2 separate regions of the Homo sapiens genome follow, and region 2 is linked to region 1. Evidence: chromatin loops called from intact Hi-C (ENCODE). Cell type or tissue: GM12878. All regions are shown on one strand. Each heading gives the region's core, and the rest is flanking DNA. Links, peaks and the distances in the headings are about the cores only.

Evidence for each region. Hi-C counts contacts between places; a loop is a spot of excess contacts. Peaks named below come from ENCODE experiments on the same cell type or tissue, not always from the same donor. Only the 100,000 strongest peaks of a DNase experiment are listed, where the experiment ranks them.
Region 2: a loop joins it to region 1, with 6 times the contacts of the local background. A loop is called at or near these places in 104 of 110 quality-filtered maps.

What each region holds. Positions count from the first base shown.
Region 1 is chr9:114,649,577-114,657,903 of GRCh38, reverse strand. It overlaps TEX53 (testis expressed 53), which reads left to right and starts at 99. Exons shown (of 2, transcript NM_001354645.2): 1 at 99-238; 2 at 1,272-1,600. The coding sequence starts at 130. The coding sequence ends at 1,375. RefSeq lists enhancers at 4,091-4,170, 4,181-4,230, 4,058-4,564. In GM12878, for the core only: a CTCF peak has its summit at 4,197 (motif pointing right); a DNase peak (open chromatin) is centred at 4,193; H3K27ac peaks cover 295 bases.
Region 2 is chr9:114,400,659-114,408,985 of GRCh38, reverse strand. WHRN (whirlin) reads left to right here. Exons shown (of 12, transcript NM_015404.4): 8 at 968-1,039; 9 at 2,094-2,631; 10 at 4,909-5,090; 11 at 5,647-5,769; 12 at 6,050-6,906. The coding sequence ends at 6,232. Among named protein-coding and RNA genes, the nearest start is that of AKNA, 17 kb to the right of the region's middle. RefSeq lists enhancers at 3,059-3,168, 3,028-3,529, 3,509-3,558. In GM12878, for the core only: a CTCF peak has its summit at 3,227 (motif pointing left); a DNase peak (open chromatin) is centred at 3,230.

The sequences.
Region 1 (8,327 bases), core at 319-8,318:
CTACAGCAGGTCAGAGAGAGGGGAAGGGCCCACTATGACCCAGCGCTTAAATAACAATGGGTTTCTGGGATTGGAGCTGCAGAGCCAGGAGCCCCAGTGCCCTTTCCTCCTCCCACCGCGCACCAAAACATGGGGTCCAAGATCTTCTGTTGTTGCCGCAAGACCAGCGAGGGGTCTTCCACCACTGTTGGCTTCCACAATCCAAGAATGTTCGAACAGCATCATCCACGGTCCTTCAGTAGGTTCCAGACGTGGGTGTGTGATAGTGTCAGGAACACCTGAATGATTCTCTGCGCCTCGGCCTCCCCGGCCACCTCCTGCTGGGACATAGTCAGACTTCTTTCAGCCTTCTGGGAGTGTGGAAAGGGCGTAGTTACTCAAGCCTGGAACAACACAGTCTAAAGACTCTATCAGTTATTAGAGATTAGTTATTAGGTGGTAGATATTCGTTGAAATCACTGGCTTTAGTCCTCCATGGCCATTTGTTGATTTATTTAATTTCTCACTGAGTTTGTGGTACTTTATTAGATGGTAGTTTAAACTCTGCCTCTGCTGCTTACTGAGTTTGGGCATGTCGCCGACCCTCCCTCTCTAAGCCTCAGCATCCTTCTCTCCAAAATGAGGATAACGATAATATATTGCCCACTGTGCAGGCTGTTAGGAGGATGAAGGCAGGCACCGTGTGTAAGTGAATGCATATGGCCCCACACAAAGAAGACATTCAACAAGGCCGGGCACGGTGGCTCACGCCTGTAATCCCAGCACTTTGGGAGACTGAGGCGGGCAGATCACGAGGTCAGGAGATCGAGACCATCCTGGCTAACACGGTGAAACCCCGTCTCTACTAAAAATACAAAAAATTAGCGGGGCATGGTGGTGGGCGCCTGTAGTCCCAGCTACTCAGGAGGCTGAGGCAGGAGAATGGAGTGAACCGAGGAGGCGGAGCTTGCAGTGAGCCGAGATCGCGCCACTGCACTCCAGCCTGAGCGACAGAGCGAGACTCCACCTCAAAACAAAAAAAAAGACATTCAACAAATGATATCTGTGGATGTGTATAAGGATCAGCTGGGCCACGCTGAGGTAATGAGTAAACTCTAAAATCTCCATTGCTTCACCCAGCTCGAGATCATTCTTAGCTCATACAAGCAAACTTTTATTTTTAAAGAGATTAATGATTTGAGGAGTCTCTGAGTGGAGTATGGCCAAGATAGGTTATACGCGCATCACTCAAAGCCTTTACCCAGGATAAGTTTATTCCTCTGTTCTTTCAGATCTGAACACAAATTCTCTCCACAGTGCTGTACCAAAAAGACATCCACGCCTCCCCTATGACAACCGCATGATGCTCAAGGCGTGCATCCTTAGGAGGCCATGAGCATTCTAGCCGGCGGCACCCACGTGGTCCCTGCGGCTGCACAGCTGCTGGGCTTCCATGAGGAAGAGGGCAGTGGACAAGAGTCATGAAGACTGATTCAGAAACTCCCCTGCAGGAGGAGAAGACGTCTGAGCCATCCCTGTGCCACCACCAAGAGTCACTCCAGCTTCTGAAAAAGCCACCGTGGGGGGGAGCCGCCTCCAATTAAAGTCCTTGGTCACATCAGAGGAAGTGTCTCTCCTCCTTCCCCCTTTGCCAGCCCTACCTCTGAGATTCCCAAAAACATGGAGCAATTAGACCCTGGCACCTCTTGGAAAGAAATGTGGTTTTGTCATTTTAACGCATTAACACATTTGTTTCAGTCACTCCTAACCAACCTAACAGGGAAGTGCTATATTAGGAGAGGCCAGTTTGTATAACAGGCCACTGTCATAAACGTCCAGAGCTTCAGGGCACAATTCTGCTTGCCTACTGTGCGACTCCATTTGACGCTCAGGGCCATAGGGAACAGCAGGGCATGTTGTGAAAAACTCTACAAACAGCAGCCCTAGAGTTATGCAATGCGTAGCCAGTGCTGATACGCAGCACCGCTTGTGCTGAAACACGGAGTATGCAACTGTGAGTAATATGCAGAAGACCCCACATGGTTTCCACATTAGCCAGGGAGCCAGGCATGGAAGTGTATCACTCTGACATAATAGGGCAAAAACTTGGAAAGCAAAATGACAAAGGAGCATTTTGCAACTGACTCGGGGATTAATGGAAGGCTTCCTGGAGGCGATGGTGCTTGAAGGGAAGTTAGCTAAAAGGAGAAGGGATGATATTCCAGAAGGAGGGAATACAATCAGCAAAGTTGGAAAATAGGGGCACGACCTGGGAGGGCATGAGGGTAGCAAAGTACCAAGTCTAGAATGACTCAAGTGAAAACCTGAGCCAGGGTTTGGTGGGAGGTGAAGTGGGCAGAGCATCAAGAGCTTTGTATCCAGGGAAAAGGAGCTGAACTCTATCTTGAAAATAATGGGAAGCCACAGGTGAGTTTTAAGCAACAAAGTGACACAGCCTGATTTCCAACTTTTGTACTATGAACAGTGCCTTAGTCTGTTCAGACTACTAAAATAAGATACCATAACCGGGTGACTTACAAACAACAGAAGTTTATTTCTCACAGTTTTGGAGGCTGGGAAGTCCAAGATCAAAACTCCAGCAGCATCAGTGTCTGGTGAGGGCCTGTTCCTCATAGAGGGCGCTTCTTGCTGTGTTCTCACATAGCAGAAGGGGCAAGGGGTCTCTCTCAGGCTCTTTCATAAGGGCACTAATCTCAATCGTGAGGGCTCTGCTCTCATGACCTAATCCTCCTAAACCTCCCAAAGACCACAATTCTTATACCATCACCTTGGGAGTTAAGATTTCAACACATGAATTTGGGGGAACATTAACATTCAGACCATAACAAACAAGGCGAGTTGGAAGACAACACTTTTTTTGTTTGTTTGTCTGTTTGTCTGAGACGGAGTCTTGCTCTGTCACCCAGCCTGGAGGGCAGTGGCATGATCTTGGCTGGCTGCAACCTCCACCTCCCAGGTTCAAGGATTCTCCTGCCTCAGCCTCCCAAGTAGCTACAGGAAAGTGCCACCACACCCAGCTAATTTTTTTTTTTAATTTTTTTTTTGAGACGGAGTTTCTCTTTCGTTGCCCAGGCTGGAGTGCAATGGCACACTTTCGGCTCACAGCAACCTCTGCCTCCCGGGTTCAAGCGATTCTCCTGCCTCAGCCTCCTGAGTAGCTGGGATTACAGGCACCCTCCACCATGCCTGGCTAATTTTGTATTTTTAGTAGAGACAGGGTTTCTCCATGTTGATCAGGCTGGTCTCCAACTCCTGACCTCAGGTGATCCGCCCGCCTCAGCCTCCCAAAACGCTGGGATTACAGGCGTGAGCTACCGCGCCCGGCCTAATTTTTGTATTTTTAGTAGAGACGGGGTTTTGCCATTTTGTTCAGGCTGGTCTTAAACTCCTGACCTCAGGTGATCCGCCCATCTCAACCTCCCAAAGTCCTGGGATTACAGGCGTGAGCCACTACACCCGGCCAGAAGACAATTTATTAATTAGCACTCCTTATGCCTTCCCCACCTCAGAAAAGAGAAGAATAAAGGAATATGATGTCTATGCCATGGCAATGTGGAGTAAAATTCATACCTTCAATGAAAAGCCCATCCTGGCTATAATGTGAAGGATGGATTTTGTTTTGTTTTGTTTTGTTTTTTGAGACGGAGTCTCGCTCTGTCATCCAGGCTGGAGTGCAGTGGTGCGATCTCAGCTCACTGCAACCTCCACCTCTCGGGTTCAAGCGATTCTCCTGCCTCAGCCTCCCAAGTAGCTAGGACTACAGGCGCATGCCACCACGATTTGAGTGTAATAGTAATCACAATAGACAGCCTGGTTCCTTGCTTACTCTGTGCCAGATCCTCTTCCAAGTGCTTCATAAATATCAACCCAATCAGCACAATAACCCAACAAGGTTAGAACTGTTACTACCTGATTTTACAGATTAGGGAAGTGAGACACAGGTTAAATAAATCTTTTAAGGTTTACACTAACTCACATTAAGTGCCAGAGCTAAGACTTTAACTCAAGAAACCCAACTGCAGAGTCCACACTCTTAACAACTTGGTTATGCGGCCCCTCGATAATGGTAGAATGACATTCAGTTATTACTCTGGACCCCAAATTTACTGTTCATCGCCTGCTCTTCAAAAATGGAGCTGGCCCTTTAAATATTTTTCTTTTGGTAGTTGGTGCAATGCTAGGCTCTGTCAGGAGGGGGAGCTAGAGACATTGGAGGAGGAAGAGGCCTTCCTTTCTGGTTGTGCTGGGCTCATCTTAACAGCACAGAGCTCACAGCTTCTCCAACATCACCCTCCCGCAGTGCAGGCAACTTTTCCAGAACAGGAATCCTGCAGAGGATGGTGGTCAGTAGCACTTGGCAACTAGCAGCTTCTCCTAGTGCCCCCACAAATAGGTGTGCCTCTAATCAGACACTGTTCCATGACAGCTTTCCCTGGCACCCAAGGGCAGACTTCTAGAACATTCTCCCAGACTTCTCTGCCATTGTGAGGCACAGCCATGCCCTTCCCAGCAACATCTGGATCTCAGCTGGGGATAGAGCCTGGGGGTGTTCTTTCTTAGTTCTAGGGGTGCTGGCTGCTCCTTATGTCCATTATTCCTATATTCTTTAAAGCTCTCCTGACTTCTTACCACTCCTTCATTACTCCAATCCCCTGTTCTAGTTAGTACTTATATTAATCTTCTCATATTCAAATTGTTATGTGGTTTCTGTCTCCCAAGTGGATCATGACTAATGCAGAAATCAAATTAAGAGGCTGGGCTTATGTCTGTGGCCCCAGAAATACAGGAGGCAGAGGCAGGAGTATCACTTGAGGCCAGGAGTTTGAGATCAGCCTGGGCAACACAGCAAGACCCGATCTCTACCAAAACAAAACAAAACAAATTAAGCGACTGCCTAGGCAATCAGGACAGACAGTGATACAGGCCTAAAGTAGGGCAGCAGCAGTCAGGATGAATAAGAGGACCTTGAGTCATATTTCTCAGGCAAAGCTGGCCAATTCTAACTCAGAACCATACAGGAAAGAAGATTCTAGGGAATGAGGTCCTTGTGGTATTGAGGCCAAGTTGACAACAACAGCAGATCACTTAATTTTGGGCTATTCCAAGCTGGAGGGGCCTATGGGACATCCAGATGACCATATTAAGAAGGTTGGCAATATTTAGCAGGAAAAGGTAAAAGAACTATAGCTGGAAGGAAGCAGAGAGGCCTACAACATGTGTGTGGAGTTGTCAGCTCACTGCATCGTGGCACCTCTTCCCCATGGGATGAGACCCCACTGGCATCTGTTGGGTGAAGATACAGTTCACTTTCCCGGACCTCATGTCCAGAGTCCTCTTCCACTGCCCATTCTCATACTGTATCCCCTGGACCCACCCTCTTACCCAGATTCCCCTTGTCCTATGCATTCCTCACCTCCTCTCATGCGAAGGTCCCACTTTCCTTCCCCAGCAAACCCCATATTCCTTATTTCTTGGACTGCTTTCTGCAACAACTGTAGCAGGTGCTTTACACAAAAAAGATGCTCCTTAAATGTCACTTCCTGCTTTGATAATTTAGAAACTCCTTCACAGAAGGGATGCAAAGAAGCCTCCATCCTGTGACTTTTTTAAAGGGCTCTCAGCCACAGGGTGACATCTTTCTTTGAAGGATTTTCAAATAGTAACAATAAAAATAATCATGGAAACCACAGCTGGATTTACTTCTGATCATGGTAAACTAGCTTGTATCAGACCAACCCTCCTGCTGACAGCAGTTTAAAAGCAATTGTTCTTTTTTCTTAAATGTGTTTGAATGCATCAGAGAGATATCAACATAGTCAGGACACGAGGGGCCAAGATGCTGAAGAGAAAAGTAGAGAGAGGAGATGAGCACCGAAGCCTTCTTATCCCCTTGAGGCACCTGCCGAGTCCTAAGCAGAGTCCAAGTAGCTGAAAAGTTGAGTAGAGCTTTCAGAAGTCTCACAGCGGCCAGGCGTGGGGGCTCACGCCTGTAATCCCAGCACTTTGGGAGGCCGAGACAGGTGGATCACAAGGTCAGGAGATCAAGACCATCCTGGCTAACACAGTGAAACCCCGTCTCTACTAAAAATACAAAAAATTAGCCGCGTGTGGTGGTGGGCGCCTGTAGTCCCAGCTACTGGGGAGGCTGAGGCAGGAGAATGGCGTGGACCTGGGAGGCGGAGCTTGCAGTGAGCCAAGATCATGCCACTGCACTCCAGCCTGGGAGACAGAGCGAGTCTCTGTCTCAAAAAAAAAAAAAAAAAAAAAAAATGTCTCACAGCTTGGGGTAACAAAAATTGGAGGTTTAGGACTCACCATGAAAGAGGAGTCCTGGTTTTATAAACACACACACACACGTTTTCAGCTAAAACCCCTGTAGGGCTACAACCTGAGAGTAAGGTTTAATCACACCTAGACTAGCTCTCACAAAGCCCAGGGTCAAGTTTATCTCAAGCCTACTTTTCCCAGAAGCAAAAGTAAATCCTGCCTGAGGGAAGATCCAGAGCCTTGTATATCTCTTCAATTTTTCAAAATTTTCATTTTTCAAAATGTCTAGCATTTAATGAAAAATTACCATGAATATCAAAAAATAAGACCAACTGACTGAAAAGCAAAAGGAAAAAAAAAAGAACCAGATATTAGAGTTTGCAGACATAAACTTTAAAAGCAGTACAATTAAATATTGAGGAGAATAGATGACAAGATTGGTAATTTCATTTGAGAACTGGAAACTATTTCTAAAAAAACAAAATTATAGAACTGAACATTATGATGGATGAAATTAAAAACTCAGGCTGGGCATGGTGGCTCACAGCTGTAATCCCAGTGCTTCAGGAGGCAGAGGCAGGAGGATTACTTGAGGCCAGAAGTTCAAGACCAGCCTGGGCAACACAGCAAAACCCCGTCTCTACAAAACATTTAAAAATTGGCCAGGCATGGTGGCACCTGCCTATAGTCCTAGCTACTTGGGAGTCTTAGGTCCCAGGAGTTTAAGGTTGCAGTGAGCTGTGATTGTGCTACTGCACTCCAGCCTGGGCAACAGAGCAAGACCCTGCCTCTTAAAAAAAAAAAAAAAGATAAAAAAATTAGAAACTGGATTGATTTTTAAATGAAACATAGGGTTAACAAAAAAACTCCATTGATAGAATTAAACACAAATGAGGGCAAGATTAATGGAGAAGACGAGTCAGTAGAAAATATCCAGGCTGAATCACAAAGAACCAAAAGAATGGAAAAATACCAAGAAGGGTCTTAGAGATATAGTGAAAAGGTCTAACACTTATCATTAGAGTCCTGAACAAGATGAGAGAGAAGAGGGTGAATGCTGTGATGAAAGATATCATGTCACAGTTTCAAGATGTGCTATGAACAAGCACAAGCAGGAAAAATACTTTAAAAGCTACAGCTAGGCACATCAGAATATAACTGCTAAAACTCAATGCAAAGAGAAAATGTTGAGAGCAGCAATGGGGCTGACAGATGACTTCTCAACAGAAGCAACAGAAACCAATGACATCTTCAAAAGGTTGAAAGAAAATAACTGCACTAACCTAGAATTCCTTACTTACCAAAAATATCTTTCAAAAATAAAAACAAAATACAGACTTCTCAGCAAACAAAAATTGAATTTGTCACCATAAGATCTGTACTGAAAGGAAAATACTAAAGGTATTTCTAAATATACTATACTAAATATGATACTATATTGAAGAAAAATTCTAAAGTTAGTTCCAGAAGCAGGATCCAAAATAGATGTATGGAAATACAGAAAGGAACAAAGGGCAATAAAATTGAAGTAACAAAGAGCAATAAAAAGTAACATGTGAATAAATCTAAATGAATATTGACTATAGAAAGCATTAATAAGAATGTCTGTTGTGGCTTAAAATACATAGAAAATTGAAATCCATGACAAGACTACCGTAACAGGTAGAAAGGTGAAAGAATTGTATAGTTGTTGGAGCCAGGCACGGTGGCTCTCACCTGTAATCCCAGCACTTTGGGAGGCTGAGGCAGGTGGATCACTTAAGGTCAGGAGATCGAGACGAGCCTGGACAACATAGTGAAACTCTGTCTCTACTAAAAATACAAAAATCATCAGGGTGTGGTGGTGCACACTTGCAATTCCAGCTACTCGGGAGGCTGAGGCGGGAGAATCACTTGAACCTGGGAGGCGGAGGTTGCAGTGAGCCAAGATCGTACCACTGCACTCTAGCCCAGGCCACAGAGGGAGACTCCGTCTCCAAAAAAAAAAAAAAAAAAAATTGTGTAGTCGCTGGGTTATCCAGGAAATGATAGAAGTGATCATGTATAATACACTTCAGTAA
Region 2 (8,327 bases), core at 1-8,000, 250 kb after region 1:
ACCATGAGCTCCGGTGTCTGAGGGAGGAGGAGATGGATGTCTCAGCTCTAGAAGAGCGCGCAAATTTGCCCTTCCTCTGCCTTTCTGTTCTGTTCAGGCCCTTAGTGGATTGGATGAGGCCCACCCACATTGGGGAGGGTGAGTTTTGCCCAGTCCACCCATTCATATGCTGATCTCTCCTGGAAACACCCTCACAGACACACCCAGAAATAATGTTTTACCAGCTATCTCAGCATCCCTTAGCCCAGTCAAGTTGACACGCGAAGCTAATCATCACAGTGGTGGAAGCTCTTTTCCATTCTGGGCTCTAGGGCCGAGAGAACTGGCTCCCTTAGCCCTCAAGAGAGCCCAGCTCAGAGAGGAGCTCCGATGGGCCCCCCATAGACGGCCCACAAATGGCCTTTTGGCAGCCCAGTGTCACTTAAGGAGGCATTGGGTTTCTTCTTGTGAATTGGGAAGGGAAGAAAGAAATAGACGTTTTTTGCAAAATAAGGTCCATTTAAACCTTAAACCACCACCTTGGGATTAAAACCATTAGAATTTTAAAAAGGGAGAGACTTTCCCCATCCACTTCTCTCTTGCCATTTTCACACCTTCCTGGGATTCATCAGCAAGTGGTGGAGAGAGGCCTTGGCTTTTGGAGGCATGACTGTGGAGCACAGCGCTCGTGGCCAAACCCAGGAATTCCCAGCCCAGGCTAGAGATGCCCCAGCATCTCTGGCAGTTCAGGGGATGCCTGAAAATGATCAGAAAGTCCCAAAGAAAACTTAACTTCAAAGTGACCAGCAGGCAAATTGACCTTCATTTTAATGGGTAAAGTGAATTTCGATGAAGTGAGGTATGTCAGGGCTCACATGAACCACATGGAGGTGTCCTAAGACTTCCTCAATTTTGGTGTGCTGGAGAACAAACCAGTGTTCCCTTCTCAGCTTCTGTTTGCTCACTTTGCTTTCTCGTCCATTTCTAGAACACTCTGGACCTGGAGGAAACTGGCGAGGCTGTCCAGGGCAATATCAACGCCCTCCCAGATGTGTCCGTGGTAAGGCCCTGGCTGGCCCTTTGGTTCTGCTCTCCCTGGTGTGCTCAGGTCCTGGTGGCTCTCTCCTCTCCATGACAGCCACGGAGAAAGGGCACAGGGTGGCAAAGGAGACAGAGGCCTCTGCCATGAGCTCTCACACCCAGCTACAGGTCTGTGCACAAGCTCACCATTCTAGTATCTCTAGCAGGCACCAGGATCACTTGCCTCTGGTGACTTCAGGCGGGGCCTTCAGGCTGGCTGGCCACAGTATGACCAAGTTTCTTAGCCTCTCTGTGCCTCAGTTTCCCCGTCGGTAAAGTGGGGATGATGATCATAGCATACCTACCCCATAAGTTCGTGGCATGGAGTAAATTAATTAAGTAAAGCCTTTAGGATGGTGACTGGAAGGTTGTTGGAGCTGTGCAGGTGTCCGGTGTTGACCTAGGCAGAGGGGAGTGGTAGTCACAGTGTCCATAGCTGCCCCTCACTGTGCACCTGCTGTGGCGCAGGCACTGTGCTAACAGTATTCACGTGGCTTTTGACATCACCACACCACCTCTGCTGGGTAGATGTGCTTTTCCCCATTGCCCAGAGGTGCACTCAGAGAGGTGTTGTGCCTTGCCTGGGGCCACATAGCACCCCAGCCCATGTATCCATCTCCTCCTGTCCATTCTCTCTCCAGTCCTTTCATACCTCTTGCCTCTAGTACTCAAGATCACCCCCTAAAAAGAAAAGCCAAATAAATGCATTTTTTGTATTTCCATCCTCTTCATCGTGTCTCTAATGAAGTCTTGTTCCCTGTGACAAGCTCTGGCTGATGCCAAGAACTTCAGTTCCCAAAGGTAATGATGCTGTCCCCAGAGACACCCGCCAAGATCCCAACGCTTATCAGCTGCCGAGATGCAGGGGAGAAGTTTTCCACTCAGGTGTTGCATTATTCAGAGCAGTGTGGCCAAGAGCAGTTAGAGTGGGGACAGAATTCCAGCTGGGCCTGGCACCACTCAGCTGCTCGGCCTCCCCTCTTCCAGGCGTGATGGGGTCTGACTCCTTCTCCGCCTGTTGGGTCTTTTGGCAGGATGATGTCAGATCCACCTCCCAGGGGCTGTCAAGCTTCAAGCCACTGCCTCGCCCACCACCTCTGGCCCAAGGCAACGACCTCCCACTAGGCCAGCCAAGGAAGCTGGGGAGAGAGGACCTCCAGCCACCTTCCTCCATGCCTTCCTGCTCGGGCACTGTCTTCTCGGCTCCACAGAACCGCAGCCCGCCAGCGGGCACCGCACCCACCCCAGGGACCTCCTCTGCACAGGACTTGCCCTCTTCCCCCATCTATGCCTCCGTCTCCCCTGCCAACCCCAGCTCCAAGAGGCCGCTGGACGCCCATCTGGCCCTGGTCAACCAACACCCCATCGGCCCCTTCCCACGGGTCCAGTCACCCCCGCACCTGAAAAGCCCCTCTGCAGAGGCCACAGTGGCTGGGGGCTGCCTTCTGCCCCCATCACCCTCTGGCCACCCAGACCAGACAGGCACAAACCAGCACTTTGTCATGGTGGAGGTCCACCGCCCCGACAGCGAGCCAGACGTCAATGAAGTGAGGGCGCTGCCCCAGACGCGCAGTGAGTACAGCAAGGCCAGGCTCTGTGGTCCTTGGGGGTCCCTGTCCTCTTCAGGTCAGTCTACCTGATGACACAGTGAAGGGGGGGACCAGCTACTTGTTGAGGGGGCTCAGGGCCAGAGTGGCGAAGGGAGTTGGAGACCCCAGTTTGAATCCCGGCTCTGCCACTGACTGGCTGTGTGACTGTGGACAAGCTGCCGTCTACACCTTGCTTTCCCCATCATAAAATGGAGATAACAGTGACAGTCCTGCCAGGTTGCTGCGAGCGTCGGGGTGCCTTCTCCAGCTCCCCCTACCCTGGCCACCCTGTGTTCACCAGGAGGACTGAACTCGTGGAGGGCAGGGGTGGCTTCCCTTCCTGTCCGCCATGGCCTGGCCTGGAGTAGATGCTGGAAACTGAAGTGGCAGTCTCTGGACCCCTGGCAGGTCTAGGGTCAGGGTGCAGGAAGAATCTTGGGGAGGCCAGCTGACGCTGTGCCCCGGTTTGCTAGAGGACATGGGCTGTGGGGTAGAGGGAAGGGCAGAGCCTGCCTCCCCACCCTGAAAGCTGTGGAGCTCCCGCCTGTGAGTGAGTTGGGAGCATTTTGTTGGATTCTGCTGCCATCTTGCGGCTACAGTGATACATAGGCCCCGTAGGACATTCCCTGAGCGCCTGCACAGACCAAGATGCAAAATGCAGGGCTCTGGCGCTCGCAGCCTAGTGAGGGGAGGCAGCTGAGGGAGAGCAGGCAGACGTGGTGAGAAGACCCAGGGCTGTCACAGATGGATCACTGCTGTCTCTAGAGCTGGCACTGAGCTGGACATGCAGGGATAATAAGAGCTAACAGCCGTACTAACAATAAGCACTTTGTGCCAGTGTTCAAAGGGCCTTGCCTATAGTATTAACTCATTTAATCCTCCCAGTAGCCCTATGAGGTTGGTACTATTATTATCTCCATTTTACAAATGAACAAACTGAGACATACAAAGTAGTAATTTCTGGCTAGGTGCAGTGGCTCATGCCTGTAATCCAAGCACTTTGGGAGGCGGAGACGGGCAGGTCATTTGAGGTCAGGATTTCGACCTCAGGAGCCTGGGCAACTTGCTGAAAGCCCCATTTCTACTAAAGATACGATAATTAGCCAGGTGTGGTGGGCACCTGTAGTCCCAGCTACTCAGAAGGCTGAGGTGGGAGGACCACTTGAACCCAGGAGGCAGAGGTTGCAGTGAGCCAAGATTGCACCACTGCACTCCAGCCTAGATGACAGAGTGAGAATCTGTCTCAAAAAAAAAAAAAAAAAAAAAAGAGAGAGAGAGAGAAAGTAGTAATTTCTAGCTTACCAAGAGAAAAAGAGAAATTCCACCACACCTGGTCTGAACCTCTGCATGGCCCCTGCCTGAGCTGAGTGGTGGGCACATGCCCTCCAGCCCACCAGTCAACCCACGCTGCTTCACTATGTGTATAACAGCCGGGCCCCTGAGTTTGAAACCCTAGGTTAAGAACCCACACCCTGGAGCCAGGCAGTCTAGCACAAGTCTATTCCCTGGACTGCTCCATTCTATACATCAGATCTGTGAGTTTTTACAATCACCCCAGTGGTTAGGCACCATCATTTCTGTATTAGAAGGAGAACATAGGAGGCTTAGAGAGGCTCTGTTACTTGCCCAGGCTTGCACAGCTGGTCAGTGGGAATTCAAACCTGACCTGCCAGACTCCAGAGTGTGTGTTCTTAAGTTAGGGTCTCAAACTCAGGGGCCAGGCTGTTACACACATAGTGAAGTTGACTGGTGGCTGGAGGGCATGTGCCCACCACTCGGCTCAGGCAGGGGCCATGCAGGGGTTCAGGCTAGGTGTGGTGGAATTTCTCTTTTATTCTTGGGAAACTAGAAATTACTTATATGAAATCTTCTAATTTGAATGTGTTGGTTCATCATTAAAAATTGGTAGCATTATGTGAGTTTTAAAACAAAGAAAACACCCACATCTGTGGGCTAGGTTTGCCTCCTGACCTCTGTTTTATCATTATGCCAGTGGCTGGGAACTGGGAGATCCAGGCAGATGTCCTGGAAGTCACAGCCTTCAAGACCAGGTCTGGTTGAAAGGACAGGTCTTGAGTAGGTGGAGAGGGTGGCAGGGAGTGGACCTGCCCTCTGGCCCCACGATCTCTTCATTCCTTCCCCCATCTTTGCCTGGGGAATTCCCCCAGCCTTCCAGCCTCCATCTCCGTCACTGCCTCCAGGCAGCCCTCCCTGACCCCAGCTATATAAGCTGCTTCTCTCTTCCTTTTCCCCTCTCCAGCAGCCTCTACGCTCTCCCAGCTCTCGGACAGCGGGCAGACTCTAAGCGAGGACAGTGGTGTGGATGCTGGCGAGGCAGAGGCCAGCGCCCCAGGCCGAGGAAGGCAGTCGGTGTCCACCAAGAGCAGGAGTAGCAAGGAGCTGCCTCGGAACGAGAGGCCCACAGATGGGGCCAACAAACCGGTGAGCCAGGAGGAGGAGGATGCAGAGGGCTGAGAGGAACACGGGCCCCAGGCACAGAATGGGAGGTCCCGGGACCAGGGCTCAGCTTGGCAAGTGACCACAAAGGGAGGTAGTGAGCTCCCTATAACTGGAGGGATTTGGACGTCCTGGAGGAGCACTGGATTAGGAATCTGGAGGCCCAGTTTCAGCTCTGCCTTTGCACTGACACTAGGGGCTGAGGCTGAGATTGGTCTTGGGAATCTTTAAGCTCCTCTCAGTTTTGACATGGCCAGGTGGCTGAGACAGTCTTCGGAGTCAGGCTTCGATTCAAGTCCTGATGCCACCACCAGACAGCCTTAGGCAAGCTCCTTAACCTCCTGAGCCTCGGGGATTTTGGTGAGGATTAAAGAGCCAAGAACACAAGTGCTTGGCTTAGTGCGTTGCACACCTGAGGCTCCCGACACAGGGCTGGAGCCTGAGCTCTGCTGACCCAGGGTGGTGTCACGGCCCGGCCCAGCCCCCTGGCCAGGCCTGCCAACTGCGAAGGCCTCAGTGGTGTCCTTCCTAATACCCACAGCCTGGACTTCTGGAGCCCACGTCCACTCTGGTCCGTGTGAAGAAAAGTGCGGCCACCCTGGGCATCGCCATCGAGGGTGGCGCCAACACCCGCCAGCCCCTGCCTAGGATTGTCACTATTCAGGTATGTCCCCAGGGGCCCCACTTGCCATCTCTCCCTACCCCTGAAAGGCCCTTTCTCAGCATCTCCAGGGTTTTGCGACTCCCATGGGTAACACGGCACTCAAGGGCAGACCTAGGCTTATGTCACCTTTGCTCTTCCGGGCCTCAGCTTTCCTAATCCGAGAAGTGGACACTCAGATTGTAGCTGCCTGCTTGGCAGTGTTGGGACTGACCCAGTTGGTGGTCAAAGCCAGGCCTGTCTAACCCTTGGGCACCCCATGCCCTGTGTCTCCTCCCTGCAGAGAGGCGGCTCAGCTCACAACTGTGGGCAGCTCAAGGTGGGCCACGTGATTCTGGAAGTGAATGGGCTGACGCTTCGGGGCAAGGAGCACCGGGAGGCCGCCCGCATTATCGCCGAGGCCTTCAAGACTAAGGACCGTGACTACATTGACTTTCTGGTCACTGAGTTCAATGTGATGCTCTAGAGGCCAAGGCCTGAGGGCCTCCCACCACTGCCCAGCCCCTGGTCCCAGTCCCTTTCCACCGTTGGCTTCATCAAGCTCCTTGCGGGGTTGGGGCTGCATGGCCAGGGTGGCAGGAAGACATCCCCCCTCCATCCCAGCCCACTGGACCAGAACTGGGAGAGGAAGAGAGCAGGACAAGGCAGACAGAAGGTCAGGTCAGGAACTGGTGCTGTACTGGGTACACAGTAGGCGCCCAGGACAAGTGGGTTGCAAGACAGGAAGAAAGGAAAAGGAAGGGCAGAGTGCTGGTTTCTCCAGGTTGGGTTGGGGGCACTGCTGTCCCCCCTCCAGCTAGGACCCAGCCCATCCCCAGATGCCTGAGCCTTTGTCCAAAGTGAGGTCACTCGAGAATTCATGGACACGGCCCCCAGTCAGGGGGCATCTTGCAAGACCTTTAGTGCCACAAATAAGCATCGAGCACCTCCCCATTCACACCCCCATTCCTCCTGGCTCCTTATCCCCCATGGTGTTTATTATTTATTTCCCTCCCCATGCCCCTGGGGACCCCAAGGCCCCAGCTTCCCTCTGCACCCCCAGCCTATCCCAGAGGCCTTGCAGGTGACCAGCAGTGTCATTGTATTTATATACAGAGCTTATGACTTTAATTTTTCAATAAAGAAATCTGAACAAGGTTAGACGTCAGCGTGCTGTGTGGTTTACCTGGGTGGCTGGGGTTTCCATGTGGGGAGGGGTGGGCAGGACAGGTGGGGGCAGTCAGAGCACCACAGACCACCACCCCGACTGCCCGCATGGCTCCAATTGGGATACACGGTGGGGCGTGCAGGGGTGCTTGAGCCACACTCACATCTTGGAGCCTCTTAATTGAAGGCTTGAAGGCAAAACTTGACTATTTACAGATAATATTTTTAGATTAAAACCCACAAGTATATTATGAGGCAGAATGCACAATGTGCATGAATGTTTTAAATCTCAGATGCAGCCCATTCCTTTCCAGAAGCTGCCTTGGAGATAAGGATTTGTACCCAATCAATCGTCAAGAAGTGCCCTCAGGGCAGACCAGCAAGGAAGTGGGGAAGCAGGACAGGGAAGGGGAGGAAGCCAAGCGAAGGTGAGATTTCAGGCAAAGTCTGCAGAAGGCAGCTTCAGCCTGATCCCAGGAGGATCCCAGGGCGTACACTAGGCCTAGAGTTGTCTCCACTCAAGGCCAGAGGGCTGGACTTTGATGCCTGTCAGTCTTTAGACAAAGCCTACAGAGAGAGGCCATAAATTCCCAATCACTTCCTGCTCTCTACCTATGTGGGTCAAGCTGTTCCAGTAGCCTAGGACAGCGGGTGTCAGAGCAAAACATATGGGATGGGCTCGGAGGAAAAGGTTGCAAACATGGTCTACTGTACGGCCTCAGTCCCGGCCCCAGTGCTTATTCCTTCTGTCCTCAATATTTGTCTGGAAGATGGAAGAGTTTGAGAAATCCTGCTTTGTCCAGTTCTGTGTCCAGAGTTCTGCCAGAGGTGGGTTAGGGACAGTTGGTTCCATGCTCTTGTCCCAGATCCTGTTCTTGGCTGTCCTTGTTCTCTTTCCAGCCTGGGCAGACCACCTGAGACCTGAGCCATGGATTCCCCTGAGGCAGCTGGTGTTTCAGAAGGCACCCCTGCCATCCCCTGACAGGGTGCTGTTGACCCTCTGCAGGGAATGACCCTCCCACCTAGCAGCAGGAGGGCTTCGTTAGGCCTCAGATCTCCTGGCATTCAACTCCAAAGCTTGTGTGGTCATGGGCAAGTAATTTTACCTCTCTGAGCCTCTAGTTCCCCATCTATAAAATGGGTTTGGTAGGCTAAATAATGGCTCCCAAAGATACCCAGATTCAAATCCCTGGAACTTTGGAATGTTACTTTATATGGCAAATGGGATTTTGCGGACATGATTAAAGTCTTGACATGGGGTGGACCCAGTATAATCACCAGGCTCTTATAAATGGGAAGCAGAGAAAGATGTTAACAGAAGAAGACAAGGTGTGTGATGATGGAAACAGGTTGCTGCAGTGATGTGCTGTGACGATGAAGGAAGGGACCACGAGCTGAGGAATGTAGACAGCCAC